2 separate regions of the Homo sapiens genome follow, and region 2 is linked to region 1. The links are chromatin loops, found by intact Hi-C in ENCODE. Cell type or tissue: PC-3. All regions are shown on one strand. Region 1 overlaps CLIP1 (CAP-Gly domain containing linker protein 1). Region 2 overlaps CLIP1 (CAP-Gly domain containing linker protein 1).

What was found. Hi-C counts contacts between places; a loop is a spot of excess contacts. Peaks named below come from ENCODE experiments on the same cell type or tissue, not always from the same donor. Only the 100,000 strongest peaks of a DNase experiment are listed, where the experiment ranks them.
Region 2: it touches region 1 in a loop (2.0-fold over the local background); 6 of 110 quality-filtered maps call a loop at or near these places.

The regions. Positions count from the first base shown.
Region 1 is chr12:122,352,857-122,360,856 of GRCh38, forward strand. CLIP1 (CAP-Gly domain containing linker protein 1) reads right to left here. Exons shown (of 26, transcript NM_001247997.2): 6 at 2,259-2,456; 7 at 1,597-1,700. Among named protein-coding and RNA genes, the nearest start is that of CLIP1-AS1, 39 kb to the right of the region's middle. In PC-3, a CTCF peak has its summit at 3,472 (motif pointing left); a DNase peak (open chromatin) is centred at 3,485.
Region 2 is chr12:122,302,127-122,310,126 of GRCh38, forward strand. CLIP1 (CAP-Gly domain containing linker protein 1) reads right to left here. Exons shown (of 26, transcript NM_001247997.2): 20 at 7,636-7,756. Among named protein-coding and RNA genes, the nearest start is that of VPS33A, 40 kb to the left of the region's middle. In PC-3, a CTCF peak has its summit at 4,445 (motif pointing right); a DNase peak (open chromatin) is centred at 2,985; H3K27ac peaks cover 1,729 bases.

The sequences.
Region 1 (8,000 bases):
ACAAACAAAAAAACACGTTGGGCATGGTAGGCCACTCCTATAATCCCAGCAATTTGGGAGGTGGAGGCAGGAGGATCGCTTGAGGCCAGGAGTTTGAGACCAGCTGGGGCAACATAGTGAGACCCAGTCCTTATATTTAAAAAAAAAAAAAAAAATCTATCATCACTACCCTGGTGAATTCAAGCAGACAGCCACCAGAAATGCCTTAGAGACATAGCAAGTTTAAAAATGCATCTTTGCACTTTGGGAGGGCAAGGTGGGAGAATGGCTTAAAGCCAGGAGTTTAAGAGCGGCCTGAGCAACATGACGAGACCTCATCTCCACCAAAAAATTAAGAAATTAGCCAGGTGTGGCAGCGTGCACCCGTGTCAACTACTTGGGCAGCTGAGGTGGGAGGATTGCTTGAGCCCAGGTAGTCAAGGCTGCAGTGAGTTATGATCGTATGACTGCACTCCAGGCTGCACAACTGAGTGAGACCTTGTCTCAAAAAGAAAAAATAAAATAAGCCACCTGTAATCCTAGCATTTTGTGAAGCTAAGGTGGACAGACTGCTTGAGTTCAGTTTGAGACCAGCCTGGTCAATATGGCAAAACCCCATCTCTACAAAAATTAGCCAGGCATGTTGGCATGTGCCTGTGTCCTAGCTACTTGGGAAGCTGGGGTAGGAGGATCACTTGAGCCAGGGATGTCACAGCTGCAGTGAGCCATGATCACACCAGTGCACTCCAGCCTGAGTGACAGAGTGAGACCCTGTCTCAAAAGATAATAAATAATGTTTTCTTTTTTTTTTTTGAGACGGAGTCTTGCTCTGTCACCCAGACTGGAGTGCAGTGGCGCGATCTCGGCTCACTGCCACCTCTGCCACCCGGGTTCAAGCAATTCTCCTGCCTCAGCCTCCCAAGTAGCTGGGATTACAGGCGCCCGCCAACAGGCCTGGCTAATTTTTGTATTTTTAGTAGAGACGGGGTTTCACCATGTTGGTCACGTTGGTCTCGAACTTCTGACCTCAAGTGATCCACCCGCCTCAGCCTCCCAAAGTGCTGGGATTACAGGCGTGAGTCACTGCGCCCAATCAGGCCATGTCTAAATGATTCCAAACTTATTGAAAAAAGTCAAATCAAAGCAGACGCTCTTCACACAGTATGGCAGAGTTCACCTTCTGCTGGACACATAGTCATTCCTTTGGTTCTAAGGGTTGATACCAACATGATTATTAATAGGAAATTTTCTTCTGAGGTCATTGAAAATGAAAAGGCTGCTGGGCGCGGTGGCTCACACCTGTAATCCCAGCACTTTGGGAGGCTGAGGCAGATGGATCTCCTGAGCTCAGGAGTTCGAGACCAGCCTAGGCAACATGGTGAAACTCCATCTCTACTAAAATACAAAAAATTAGCCAGGCGTGGTGGCACATTCCTGTGGTCCCAGCTACTTGGGAGGCTGAGGCAGGAGAATTGCTTGAACCTGGGAGGCAGAGGTTGTAGTGAGCTGAGATTGCACCACTGCACTGCAGCCTGGGCAACAGAGCTAGACTCTGTCTCAAAAACAAAAAAAAAGGGGGAAAGGCCACACTTGCACCAGGAAACAGTCTGGGGTCACCTTTTCTCCTCTTCAAGCTGGTTGAGAAGCTCCACCTTCTCCCTGTCAGCAGCTTCCACCATTGTTCGCAGCTGGTCCATTTTGGCTTCCAATTCCAGGACATGCTGGGGAAGGCAAGAATGTCGGTAAATGGACTATTTCTGACCCAGATACAGACCCAGTGATACTTCTCCAAAGAGCTGTGGGTCACCATGGTGGGTGGGCGTTACTCTAAAACCTTATGTTAAAAAGCTTTCTCTATTTTAATAGGTTATTCTCAACAGCTTTCCTGGAAGATAGATGATGAAAGTGATAAAGAACAATGTTAAAACACCTCTCATCTTTTTTGAAGCTGAAACACATATTAAGAGTAATCCACAAACAGCAGCTATAATCAATCATTGGTAAGGCCCTAGTAACCAAGCTGGCCTAACACAGACAGGCCAAAAGACCCGGACACAAAGACCAAACACTAAGGTCGAATCAAGAACAAAACTTCATCTCTGTGATCATGGAAACTGGCACCCCAGACTGTAGCTTTCAAACAAGCACAGCAAAGAAATGTACACCCATTTCTTGTGCTCTCAAGTCTAGCTCCTCGGTGCCAAGCACCGGGCATGCTTCTCGGCTCCTCAGTGGCTTTAGAAACCATCACCATCTCCGCAACAAGGTCCAGACTTCACCTGGTCATGTCCGTCCCGGGCCAGAGCTAGCTCCTGCTCTATCTCCCCCACGTGGCTCGTGGCCTTGGCCACCTCCGCCCTCTCCAGATCCCGTTCCGCCAGCAGCTGCTCAATGTGCTGCTGCTTCTCCTTCAGGGCCTCCTGGAGGGCAGTGGTACCGGAGATCTTCCTGGCGTAACGGGAGGAGGTTTCAGTCAACTGTAAAGGAAAGTTAGAGAAATGAAGGGCGATGATGCTGTCAGAAAAGCGAGGGAGGCGCGATGCATGCATGGCGGGCATCTGCTCGGCAAAGCAAGGGCGCTGCTCCAGCTGGCAGGCTGGCCAGGATTAGGAAAGGCTTCCTCAAAAACACAAGACAGTGTGTGCCTTCTGTCTATAAATCTCACAAAGAATACATCAACGTAAAGAGATCAGCCAGGTGCGGTGGCTCATGCCTGTAATCCTAGCACTTCAGGAGGCCAAGGCGGGTGGATCACTTGAGGCCAGGAGTTTGAGACCTGGCCAAGATGATGAGACCCCATCTCTACTAAAAATACAAAAATTAGCTGGAGTGCAGTGGTGCGATCTCAGCTGACTGCAACCTCCACCTCCTGGATTCAAGTGATTCTCCTGCTTCAGCCTCCCAAGTAGCTGGGATCACAGGCGTGCACCACTACCGCCCAGCTAATTTTTATATTTTTAGTAGAGACGGGGTTTTGCCATGTTCGCCAGGCTGTTCTCGAACTCTAAAGTGCTAAGGTTACAGGTGTGAGCCACCGCGCCAAAGGCCATCTGCTCAGCCACTGCTGGCTCCAGATCAAGTCAGCCTTGACTTCATCTTCTGCAGTCAGAGCTGCTGCAGCTGTCGCCTGAAAGCTCTTCTCTTCATCGGTTTCCCTAGGCCCTTACTGCAAGATGCACAGGATGCAGACTTACAGCGAGGATCTTTCCTCAATTAATAACTCGGCAACTTGAGAACTACAAAAGAATCAACCTTTTGTTCTTGAAATTACTTAAACATACCAGGAAGAAACTCCTGTTGTCTTTTTTAACCATTTGACCTTGACCTTCCAATTTCATTATATAGCTAAATTATACCTTCTCTTGCTAATATTTCTTCCTGAATACATTAAATGTGTGGTTCCCAAACCATGTGCAGAGATGCCCCAGGGTGCTGAGCAAACTCACCAGTGCACTGTAGGATGTTTTAAAATTTCAAGAGAAACACAGCGACATCTGCTGGACTCTGTGCAAACTACTAGTTTGAGGCAATTCAGTCTCATTAGATTGTCCTACAGTCCTTTCAATAACATCATGTACTTTCAAAGCTGGGTTTTGGCTATTCCCATGACGAAAATGAAAGTATGATGCAAAAATCAACATGCACAGGAAATGAGGTTGGTGATGAGAAATCAGATTCCAAGGCTTGACTAGATGTGTAGAGCCCAACAGCAGCGCACACAGTAACATGAAGTCATTCTGGTTATTAAAGAATGAATTGGGTCCCTCTCCCTCTCTCCCTCTCCCTCTCTCCCTCTCCCTCTCCCCACGGTCTCCCTCTCCCTCTCTTTCCATGGTCTCCCTCTGATGCCGAGCCGAAGCTGGACTGTACTGCTGCCATCTCGGCTCACTGCAGCCTCCCTGCCTGATTCTCCTGCCTCAGCCTGCCGAGTGCCTGCGATTGCAGGCGCGCGCCGCCACGCCTGACTGGTTTTCGTATTTTTTTGGTGGAGACGGGGTTTCGCTGTGTTGGCCGGGCTGGTCTCCAGCTCCTAACTGCGAGTGATCCGCCAGCCTCGGCCTCCCGAGGTGCCGAGATTGCAGACGGAGTCTGGTTCACTCAGTGCTCAATGGTACCCAGGCTGGAGTGCAGTAGCGTGATCTCGGCTCGCTACAACCTCCACCTCCCAGCCGCCTGCCTTGGCCTCCCAAAGTGCCGAGACTGCAGCCTCTGCCCAGCCGCCACCCCGTCTGGGAAGTGAGGAGCCCCTCTGCCTGGCTGCCCAGTCTGGAAAGTGAGGAGCGTCTCTGCCCGGCCGCCATCTCATCTAGAAGTGAGGAGCGCCTCTTCCCGGCCGCCGTCCCATCTAGGAAGTGAGGAGCGTCTCTGCCCGGCCGCCCATCGTCTGAGATGTGGGGAGCGCCTCTGCCCCGCTGCCCCATCTGGGATGTGAGGAGCGCCTCTACCTGGCCGCGACCCTGTCTGGGAGGTGAGGAGCGTCTCTGCCCGGCCGCCCCGTCTGAGAAGAGAGGAGACCCTCCGCCTGGCAACCGCCCCGTCTGAGAAGTGAGGAGCCCCTCCGCCCGGCAGCCGCCCTGTCTGAGAAGTGAAGAGCCCCTCCGCCCGGCAGCCACCCCGTCTGGGAAGTGAGGAGCGTCTCCGCCCGGCAGCCACCCCATCCAGGAGGGAGGTGGGGGGGGTCAGCCCGCCACCCGGCCAGCCGCCCCGTCCGGGAGGGAGGTGGGGGGGGTCAGCCCCCCCCGCCCGGCCAGCCGCCCCGTCCGGAAGGTGAGGGGCGCCTCTGCCCGGCCACCCCTACTGGGAAGTGAGGAGCCCCTCTGCCCGGCCAGCCGCCCCGTCCGGGAGGGAGATGGGGGGGTCAGTCCCCTGCCCAGCCAGCCGCCCCGTCCGGGAGGTGAGGGGCGCCTCTGCCCGGCCGCCCCTACTGGGAAGTGAGGAGCCCCTCTGCCCGGCTAGCCGCCCCATCCGGGAGGGAGGTGGGGGGGGTCAGCCCCCCGCCCGGCCAGCCGCCCCGCCTGGGAGGTGAGGGGCGCCTCTGCTCGGCCGCCCCTACTGGGAAGTGAGGAGCCCCTCTGCCCGGCCACCACCCCGTCTGGGAGGTGTACCCAACAGCTCATTGAGAACGGGCCATGATGACAATGGCGGTTTTGTGGAATAGAAAGGGGGGAAAGGTGGGGAAAAGATTGAGAAATCGAATGGTTGCCATGTCTGTGTAGAAAGAGGTAGACATGGGAGACTTTTCATTTTGCTCTGTACTAAGAAAAATTCTTCTGCCTTGGGATCCTGTTGATCTGTGACCTTACCCCCAACCCTGTGCTCTCTGAAACATGTGCTGTGTCCACTCAGGGTTAAATGGATTAAGGGCGGTGCAAGATGTGCTTTGTTAAACAGATGCTTGAAGGCAGCATGCTCGTTAAGAGTCATCACCACTCCCTAATCTCAAGTACCCAGGGACACAAACACTGCGGAAGGCCGCAGGGTCCTCTGCCTAGGAAAACCAGAGACCTTTGTTTACTTGTTTATCTGCTGACCTTCCCTCCACTATTGTCCTATGACCCTGCCAAATCCCCCTCTGCGAGAAACACCCAAGAATGAACAATTAAAAAAAAAAAAAGAAAAAAGAAAAAAAAAACCACTTGTTGAAATATTGAGTTAGATATGGAAGGGGGCAGTATGGCATAATGACTTAAGGTCCAGTTTCTGTATACAAGTCTTAGCTCCATCACTTCTTAGCTATTTTACCTTCAGTGAGCTACCTGACTTCAGTTGAGCCTCAGTTTTCTCATCTGTAAATTGGGTATATATTTCATAGGATTGTTTGATAAAATGTAAGATAAAATGAGATAACTTTGTAAAATGCTTATTACATTGTCTGGCACATGGTATTTCCTCAATAAATAGTTGACTTTAAAAAAAAAAAAAAAAAAGAATGAATTGGCCAGGTGTGGTGGCTCACGCCTCATGCCTGTAATCCCAGCACTTTGGGAAGCAGAGGCGGGCAGATCACCTGAGGTCAGGTGTTCGAGACTGGCCTGGCCAACATGGTGAAACCTCGTCTCTACTAAAAATACAAAAATTAGCCGGGCATGGTGGCGTGTGCCTATAATCCCAGCTACTTGGGAGGCTGAGGCAGGAAAATCGCTTGAACCCGGGAGACAAGAGGTTGCAGTGCGCTGAGATCGTGCCACTGCACTCTAACCTGGGCAACAGCAAGACTCCATCTCAAAAAAATAAAAAATAAAAATAAAAACAAATAAAGAATGAATTAAATTTTTTTCAATTTTTGTTTTTCTAAAACAGAAATACATTTCTGAGCAAAGTAACTGAAATGACACTTTCAATTTCTCTATCTTTGTCATACTATTTTATGGTGATTTTTGGCTTAGAAACCATAAAGACACAAAAATAAGCTGTCTCACAGGTACAGAAACTCACGTCTCTTTTGTCAATTTTCACTGAATGAGGTGAGCTAAGAGGTACAAGAACTGGTCCAAAAAGTAAGAGGAGAGATTGGCGGGAGCAGGGAGAGCTTGCTATTTCCCAAAGAAATGGACACAATTAAAAGGTAATAAAAATTACTCAAGAAAGAATTCCTAATCCAGAATAGACCCTCCCATGGAATTGTTCCTAGAACAGCAAAGGAGGCAAGCTGTCCCTATCAGAGTTTCTGACCCACATTAAACAAAGCTCTGTCTGAACACAGGGGTTTGGGGCTCTTCTCCATTTCATTGTTCTTGTCATGCTTTTCTCATAAAAGTAATTTTTCTGTTGAAGATGCAGGCTTCCTCTTTATGCGCAAATGGAAATGCTCTGAGCAGTACTTATTCTACCTGAACATAGAGGAAGGAAGCCTAGATGGCTGGCAGAGGAGCACAGCCCCACGTGAAGATTTCAGCACCTGTCCCTTCTCTGCCCGACGACAATGGAAGAGCAGGCACCGTGAGATCCTGGGCTAACCACCTCCTCCCCGCAGCACAACGCAACATCCTAGCTCCTGGTCTGCGGTTCCCCACCACCCAGCGGAGACCTGAACTCAGTCTGAGGAAAGTCTGATGCCGCCATTTCTAACTTAAACAGTATTTGCCCCACTTCTAGGTAATAAACTTATGGGCAGGGCTTTGACCCTAATAAAATAACACCTTAATAAACAGAATGAGGTGTTGCCTATTTTAATGCTAGTGATTCTATTTTTACTGCTCTAAACAGGAAAAAGAGGGAGAGAGGGAAAGGGACCAGGAGAAGAAGAGGAAAGAAGAGAGTAATCAAAACAGGCTTTCCTAGTATCCTCTTCCAGCTCCAAGAGTTCCCTTTAGTGTCCTCTGGCTCAAGTCAGGGACACTTCACACACTAACTGCTTCCAGTAGGTCAGGTTGTATTAACATTAAAATCCTATTAACACACCTTTTCTCAAAACACTTCACTTCCTAAAATTATTTGAAGTCAAAGAGAAAGAGAGGCTGGGAGCAGTGGCTCACGCCTGTAAATCCCAACACTTTGGAAGTCCAGGGCAAGAGGATCGCTTGAGCCTAAGAATTCGAGACCAGCCTGGGCAACACAGTGGGTCCCTCTCTCTACAAAAAAAAAAAAAAAAAAAAAATTAAATTAACCAGGCGTGGTGGTGTGCACCAGTAGTCCCAACTACTGGGGAGGCTGAGGCAGCAGGACTGCTTGAGCCTGGGACGTTGAGGCTGGGTGACAAAGTGAGACCCTGACTCAAAAGAAAAAATAAAAAAAAGAGAGAGAGGGAGAGACAGATCTATGGACTTGAAGAAAAGGATCTCTCCAATGTTCCTATCATTTTGTCCTAAAATAATTTCATAGAAAATAATTTGACCCCTGTGTTAGACTAGGCAGTAGTTATACAGATTCACCAAGAACACATGCATTTTTAAGCTTTTAAGAATCTGAAAGGGACTATTAAAAGCACTTTCTGATTTCAAAAAACGCATTCTTGCTGGAGTTACATTTTTCAAAACTTACTTGCAAAGACTTTCACAGCAAAAGCTGTGAGCAACATTCAG
Region 2 (8,000 bases), 51 kb before region 1:
TTTCACTCTTGTTGCCCAGGCTGAAGTGTAATGGCGCTATCTCAGCTCACCGCAACCTCTGCCTCCTGGGTTCAGGCGATTCTCCTGCCTCAGCCTCCCAAGTAGCAGGGATTACAGGCATGCGCCACCATGCCTGGCTATTTTTTTTCTTTTTTAGTAGAGATGGAGTTTCTCCATGTTGGTGAGGCTGGTCTTGAACTCCTGACCTCAGGTGATTTGCCTGCCTCGGCCTCCCAGTGCTGGGATTACAGGCATGAACCACCATGCCCACCATAGAATTATTTCTGTATTGTTGAATTTCAGTAATCACCAGGGTATTTTTTTTGGGGTGTCTATTATTTTGGACCAATTTTTCCCAATGGGTCCCCCTACTGGGTTTCCATACAACCCACTCTCTTTTCTTTTTGCGGATTCAGTTCTTCCTTTACTTGGGGAAATTTCCTTATCGTATCTCCTAATACTTACACACACGCACACACACATATATTTGAGACAGAATCTTGCTCTGTCCCCCAGGCTGGTATGCAGTGGTGTGGTCTCGGCTCACTGCAACCTCCACCTCCTGGGTTCAAGCTATTCTCCCATGTCAGTATCCAAGTAACTGGGATTACAGGCAGGCACCACCACGCCTGGCTAATTTTTGTATTTTTAGTAGAGACAGGGTTTCGCCATGTTAGCCAGGCTGGTTTCAAACTCCTGACCTCAAGTGATCTGCCCACCTCGGCCTCACACAGTCCTAGAATTACAGGCTTGAGCCACCGTGCCCAGCCTAAATATAGATACATTTTTGAGACAGGGTCTTGCTATGTTGCCCAGGCTGGTCTTGAACTCCTAAGCTCAAACAGTCTCCTGGCTTGGCCTCCCAAATTGCTGGGATTACAGGCATGAGCCACTGCATCTGGCCCTTTCCTTTATATTTTAAGAAATGCTTATAAGGCTGCTTCCTGTTTATGATTTATTTAGTAGTCTTGATCTGGTGTGGTTTGGTCTTCAATTTGTTTCCTTAATTCTTCAATCTCCCTGTTAAACTTGTGTCATTTTATCATCTTCTCTTTGAACAGTTGTTTTGTTTTATTCAAATAACTTGAGTTTTACATAACACAAAGCACTATTTTCCCTGGGTAACAGCTTCTCTTGGCCTGAATTCCTGTCTCTCTCTGGCTCTTGATGTTCCGTTCTTTCTCTTTTCCCTCTTAGGGTGCAGAATGTGTACACTTCATCTTATTCTCGATGGCTCTACCTAGACCTTCCCTTGGCTCACATATACCGTGAGTTTCCCCCAACACCCTTCCTACCTTATCTGAGGCCTTTATCTTTAACCCCACGTTACAGCTAAAAGTTAAGCACTGTAATTGACACATTTCTGTAGCCAGAGGTTTCTGGATAGAGTCAAGGTTGGGATAGTTGAGGCTACACATAGACTCCGTTGGTGATCTCTTTCCTGAGATTTTTCTTCAGTGTTCTATGCACATCACTCACTCTACCTGAACACAGGTAATCTCATTCCCACAGGAGAACATCCTCAGCCTTGGGGCACGCATCCCCAGTCAGCTCTTTCCACAGTGCTCCTACTGCTTCTGCTACCTTCCCTTCCTAGAGACTGGAACACAGCCTCTCCTGTGATTGGAGGTGGTTATGTGATACGATCATAGAAATGTGAACTTTCTTCCCCAAATTAGAAGACAGAGCCATGTGAGAAGCCCTTTGCATTTCCCTGCCTTGTCCTCCCCCTGATTCCATCCAGAAAGCTCTGCGATGCTTGAGGTACAATAGCCAACCGGGGATCAGACGGACAAGAACTACACGCCTAGCAGAGCAGCAAGCAGGAAGGAAGGGCCAGCTCCGTGCAGACGTTCCTGAGGGGGTACCCGCCCGGACTGCCTACTGCGGACTTATTATCACTTGAGAAAAATACCCACAGTGCCCTGTGCCTGTCAGCTGCAGTTTGTTGGCTGGACTAGCTACAGAAAATGACCACTGGCAGTTTTTCCCACCGTTGGTAAAATCCTGCGGTGGTGCAAAGGGGCATTGAGCCTCAGAAATTTTTCCTTTACTTTTCCCAGGCTGTCTACTCACTTCTTCAGTCTAATTTTTTCCAAACTAGACTGGGCACAGGGATGGAGAGAATTCAAGTACAAATTCTCAGGATTTTGCTGTTCACCGTCCTTTCCACTTACCACTGGGGACAAAGTGTCAGAGTCAAACCACAATTTTGTTTCCTTTCTTGGTTGCCAATTTACTTTTTATTTTTTGAGACGGAGTCTTGCTCTGTCGCCCAGGCTGGAGTCCAGTGGTACGATCTCGACTAACTGCAACCTCTGCCTCCCGGGTTCAAGTGATTCTCCTGCCTCAGTCTCCCGAGTAGCCAGAATTACAGGCATGCACCACCATGCCCGGCTAATTTTTGTATTTGTTATTAGAGATGGGGTTTCACCATGTTTCTCAGCTAGTCTCGAACTCCTGACCTCAGGTGATCTGTCTGCCTCAGCCTCCTAAAGGGCTGGGATTACAGGCGTGAGCCTCCACGTCCAGCCTTGGGTGCCAATTTAAAAGTTTATAGCATGAAGTTGACTGGCTTTGTTGGCTTCTGCTGGACACATTTTTTAATACAGAAAAACTGTGTTCATAGCATTGGGTACTGAAGGGAGACAGAGTCTGTGATCCAGCTTCAATCAGCCCTAGTTGCCCAGAAGTCCCCTGAGCCCAGATTAAAATTATGATGGCTGATAACCACCATTTTTCCAAACTAATACACAATAAGCTAAAAATAGCTTTCCCTTTCTAAGCATTCATGTCTGGGAATTCAGGCTCATTTAAATGGCAGGTGACTATTCATGATCAATTTAGATGCTAACCCCAATTTTTTTGTATAATACATCTGCTATAACCTCTGTCAGGAAAAACTGTTCATGAAATACAGTTATTGAGTCATTTAATCCCTGTCCGGTTTCCATAAGCAAACTGTAACCTCATTCTACAAATAGCCAGGGGGAGAATCAGCTCTGTTCCCATAGTGATAGCTCACTGTATTTGCTATCTTTACAAGGTGGAACACATGTGAGGTTTGGAAATGATAAATCAGACATATCAAAAGTGACTACCTAAGGTGACTATTTCTATAGAAGAATCAACATTATTTTTAGAATTCCCTATGAAAAGAAAATAGGGGTAGACTATACCTATAGTCCCAGCTACTGGGGAGCCTGAGGCTGAAGGATCCCTTGAGCCCAGGAGGTTGAGGCTGCAGTGAGCTATGATAGTGCCACTGCTCTCCAGCCCAGGCTACAAAGTGAGACTCTGTCTCTTAAAAAAGAAACGAATGCTCTGTATAGTTTCCATTAATCTTAAACTATATGACCTTGCCTGAATTTACACTGTATGCTTCTACCAGCCACACAAAGAGCAAATGCCCCACTAAGTTGGTGATCAGGTTTTCGGCCACCACAACTCTGCAACAAAAGCTACTGCGATGGTTAATACTGAGTGTCAACTCGATTGGATTGAGGATGCAAAGTACTGATCCTGGGTATGTCTGTGAGGGTGTTGCTAAAGGAAATTTCACATCTGAGTCAGTGGGCTGAGAAAGGCTGCCCACCTTTCATCTAGGTGGGCACAACGTAATCAGCTGCCAGCTTGACCAGAATAAAAAGCAGTCAGATGGCTGAGCGCAGTGGCTCATGCCTGTAATCCCAGCACTTTGGGAGGCTGAGGTGGACGGATTGCCTAAGCTCAGGAGTTCGAGATTACCCTGGGCAACATGATGAAACCCAGTCTCTACTAAAATACAATAAATTAGCCAGGCCTGGTGGCACGCGCCTGTAGTCCCAGCTGCTAGGAAGGCTGAGGCATGAGAATCACTTAAGCCCAGGAGGCCAAGTGATCGAGCCACTGCACTCCAGCTTGGACTACAGAGTGAGACTCCATCTAAAAAAAAAAAAAAAGCAAGCAGAAGAACGTGAAAAGACTAGACTGGTTTAGCCTCCCAGCCTACATTTTTCTCCCATGCTGGAAGCTTCCTGCCCTAGAACATTGGACTTCAAGTTCTTCAGCTTTGGGACTCGAACTGGCTTCCTTGGTCCTCAGCTTGCAGATGGCCTCGTGTGGGACCTTGTGATTGTGTGAGTTAACAGTCCTTAATAAACTCCCCTTGATATCTATCTATCCTACTAGTTCTGTCCCTCTAGAGAACCCCGACTAATTCAGCTATGAAGCTGGAAGTAAAGTGAATCATCTAAAAAATGGAAAGAGCAGTCACAAAGTCCTCTGTCTTCTTCTGTAAAACAGAAACTGGGGCCCTGGCTAAAAACAAGATACTCACCAAACACCCATGCATTCATTCAAACCTACACGTCGTGCTCTATGATTCCTACTTTCTCACTGTCTGTGGGAGAAGCAGAAGCACACGATCCTGACCAAAATGCTGGGTTCTAAGGTCAGGGCACTGCAGAGCCCGCACCTGACCACAAAGGGGCAGCAGCTTGCTCTGCTCAAGATCAGAGGCCATGACCTTTAACATGGGCCTTTAACAATGAGGACATGATCACCAAGTGAGAAAGGAGACAAGAAAAGATGCAAAAGCAGACCTGTGAATGGCAAGATTCTGGGATGCACTGGGTTTTCTAAGCAAAATAAATATTTGAGGCAGAAAAAAAAAGTACCAGTAGGGTTCAGAAGCCATTTTTAGAGCAATGTTTGACCGCACCTACCCCATTTCTAGCTCACAGCTTTTTAAAATCTTGAACAATAATCATGAAGTAAGCAGAAAAAAGTTTTATTCTCAGAATAGAACAGCAGCTGGACAAACAGGCTTTCAAACACAATTTCAAATCTCAGCTCCTCCACTGCCTATCTGTGTATCCTTGGTAAGTTCACTTTTTTTTTTTTTTTTTTTTTTTTTTTTTGAGACAGAGTCTCACTCTGTCGCCCAGGCTGGAGTGCAGTGGCACGATCTCGGCTCACTGTAACCTCCACCTCCCAGATTCAAGCAATTCTCTCCCTCAGTATCCCGAGTAGCTGGGATTACAGGCGCCCGCCACCATGCCTGGTTAATTTTTGTATTTTTAGTAGAGATGGGGTTTCACCATCTTGGCCAGGCCGGTCTCGAACTCCTGACCTCATGATCCACCCGCCTCGGCCTCCCAAAATGCTGAGATTACAGGTGTGAGTCACTGTGCCCAGCCATTAGTTCACTTTTGAGCCTGTTTCCTGTCTAAAAATAATCCTACTATCTCTGAGGTAGGTTGTGATGATTCCATGAAATAATGGTAAAGCAATCAGCTCAGTTCAACAAATTATGGTGCTTCTAAATAAAGGAATCAGGAGAGAACCTAGGTCGTGGGTCAGTACTTACCTTTCCCAAGTCAATCTAGTCTCCACTGTCTCGATTTTAGAATGAAAAAGCAAATTTTTCTGTAGTACTACAACTAAAATTATTTTTTTTAAATAGCATTTCTGCCAAATACTGTAGCTCTGTAATACATTTCTAACACAGCTGATCAATAGTCTGACTTAACTGGAGAAAGCAACTAAGTGAAATTTTATAGAATTCTTGGAGATGATACAATAAAAGAGTAACAGAGCCCGATGAATTAATCGGTCTTCATTAAACTAAGGTGGCTTCTAAGTTACTTTAAACGGGTGGCTCACTCCACTCTTTTGAAATATATATACCATGGAAAGAATGGTCTATAATCTTTCTTGGTAATCAATGTTTTTCACAATCTCCATCATGAAAGCCTATCACATTTTAATTCACATACACATTATTTCTCCTTCTGAGTTACATACAGAAAACTACCAGTGGCTTAAGAATCCACCCATTCTTTAAAAGTAAGTCACTTCTTAGCCATTCCTGTAGGCATTACTTTCTAACACTCTGCAAAGTGCCTGATTTTTACATTTTTTAATCACAAAACCTTTTCAGTAGGAAGCTAATTGAAATCTCTACTGCAAAAGAGAACAGAGCTGCTAGGATGGAGAGGAGCCCAAGTCAGGCAAAGAAACTGTGGGAAATTCTAAACAAGGAAGCATGATGTCTCCTGAATCCCTTCTGGTTCTGAGTGACAGAGACAAGAACTGTAATCATCAGTCCAGTTAAGGTCACAGCATAAGTCAAGAGGATGATCTCTGTAAGTTCCTCCTATTTATGGAACCCACTCTCTCTACCAGAGATGTTCAATGAAATGACAGGAGATGGCAATAGACTCAGCACTTAGCCAAAGTCCTTCTCTTCCAAGTCCCTGTGGACACACTGATGCTGGAGATGCCAAATGCTGTAGGTGTTTTAGCTTGTGCCAGGAAAAAAGAACCCCTGCTGGTCAATGGGCTTCCATTCTTCATGACCTCCAGTTTCTCACAAACTCATCAAAGGAGAGTGCAGTGACCCTAGTTAAGTCAACACACTGATACTCTCCTTGGCCCCCATCAGAAGATGACATCTCTTGACACTAGTCGCCAAATGATGCTGAACAAATTACTATCATCTTTGTGCTTCCGTTTCCCCTTTTACAAATGGGGATAATAATAGTGCTATTGCTTAGAATTATGGCAAGGACTGCGATGACAGCTAGCACTTATTTGTGCCTGTCACATAGCAAGAGCCCATAAATGTTAGCTACTATCACCAACAGCATCATCATCATCTTGGAGTCTGAAGAGATGTGGCATTTCTTCCACAAAAGCAACAATGAAGATTTTAAAGTCTAAAGTTAACTCTCCAAAAAGTGCTTTCACCACAAATTGCACCATGTCAATGGGTACTCAGTACAACTACCCCAAACTAATCCATCCCAAGTAAGAATTAATGTTTGCAACACACAACGGGAAAAAAAATTTTTTCCCCTTGGAGTACAAAACAAGAATGAATGACTACACAGCAAAAGTCTCTTAAAAATGTAATTTTAAGCTGCTGCTCTGAAGTCAGATGTGACTCACAATTCAGCACTTTGATTCAACTGTTAGAGAAGAATAAAAGGCAGATATAGCTTCCTTTAAAATCAGTTTTGTTGCCATGTTTAATCAACTTCTATAAGAAACCTTTGTAATTTAAATATAGAAGTAAATAGGTTGTGGTTTGCTTATAGTTCATGCCAGTTGTAACATATATTCTATATTTACCAATGCACACAAGTGTACATGTATGCACAGTTTCATTAGAAAAGGCTTAAGCATGTTTTTTAATTTAAACAAAAGCAGAGTTCTATTTAAAATCAGCTGCCAACACTTACACCAAATCTATATTCTTGGAATCTGTTTCTTCAAAATCAATTTTGATGAAAGTGAAAAAAATCTTAAGAGAAAAATAATTTTGTAATCCAAGTAGTAGTAGGGTGAAGATACTGTCCCCTTCCATTTAAATGTTGAGCTACAAGATTGTCTAATAAAGATAGTATTTTCTACTTGCTTGCAAGTTCCAGTGTTCTGTGTGTTTTTTAAAGGACCTGTCAAATCTCTCCTACCCTAAATCCTACAGCAGCACGTTTGAAAACAAGGAGACACATAGCACAGGTAACTTGGAATTCCATTTGGAATGACCCCACCACACTGAGCAGACCTCCGAGTGGCCTCTGAGCGTGCTGCCAACAGCAGCAGCACCCAGCATGGCACAGCTGGAACCCCTCGCCAAAGGACACTGACCTTTTGATGACTTGTGACTTCGTCCCTGCTTCTCCCCAGCTCCTCAGCAAGTTTAACGTTCTCTTCTTGCAACGCTGAAAGCTGCTGGGACTTCTGAGCTGCTGCCTGCTTTAGGGTTTCTCTGCAAGGACAGTGAGTGCAGGGTTACCATAGAAACAAGACAGGCAAGGAAACTGTGGGAGACAACCAGCTTCACAGCACTGAAGAAAATATATCTGGGTCACGTGCCTGATAGGATCTATAATAACAGCAGACAGTATTATCTACATGCAGAAGGGGTTAAATGGCCATAACCTCCCAAAAGGAGGGCTGCCACCCACAATTATTACATTTTTCAGAACCTAATAAACCCTATGCCCACCCTC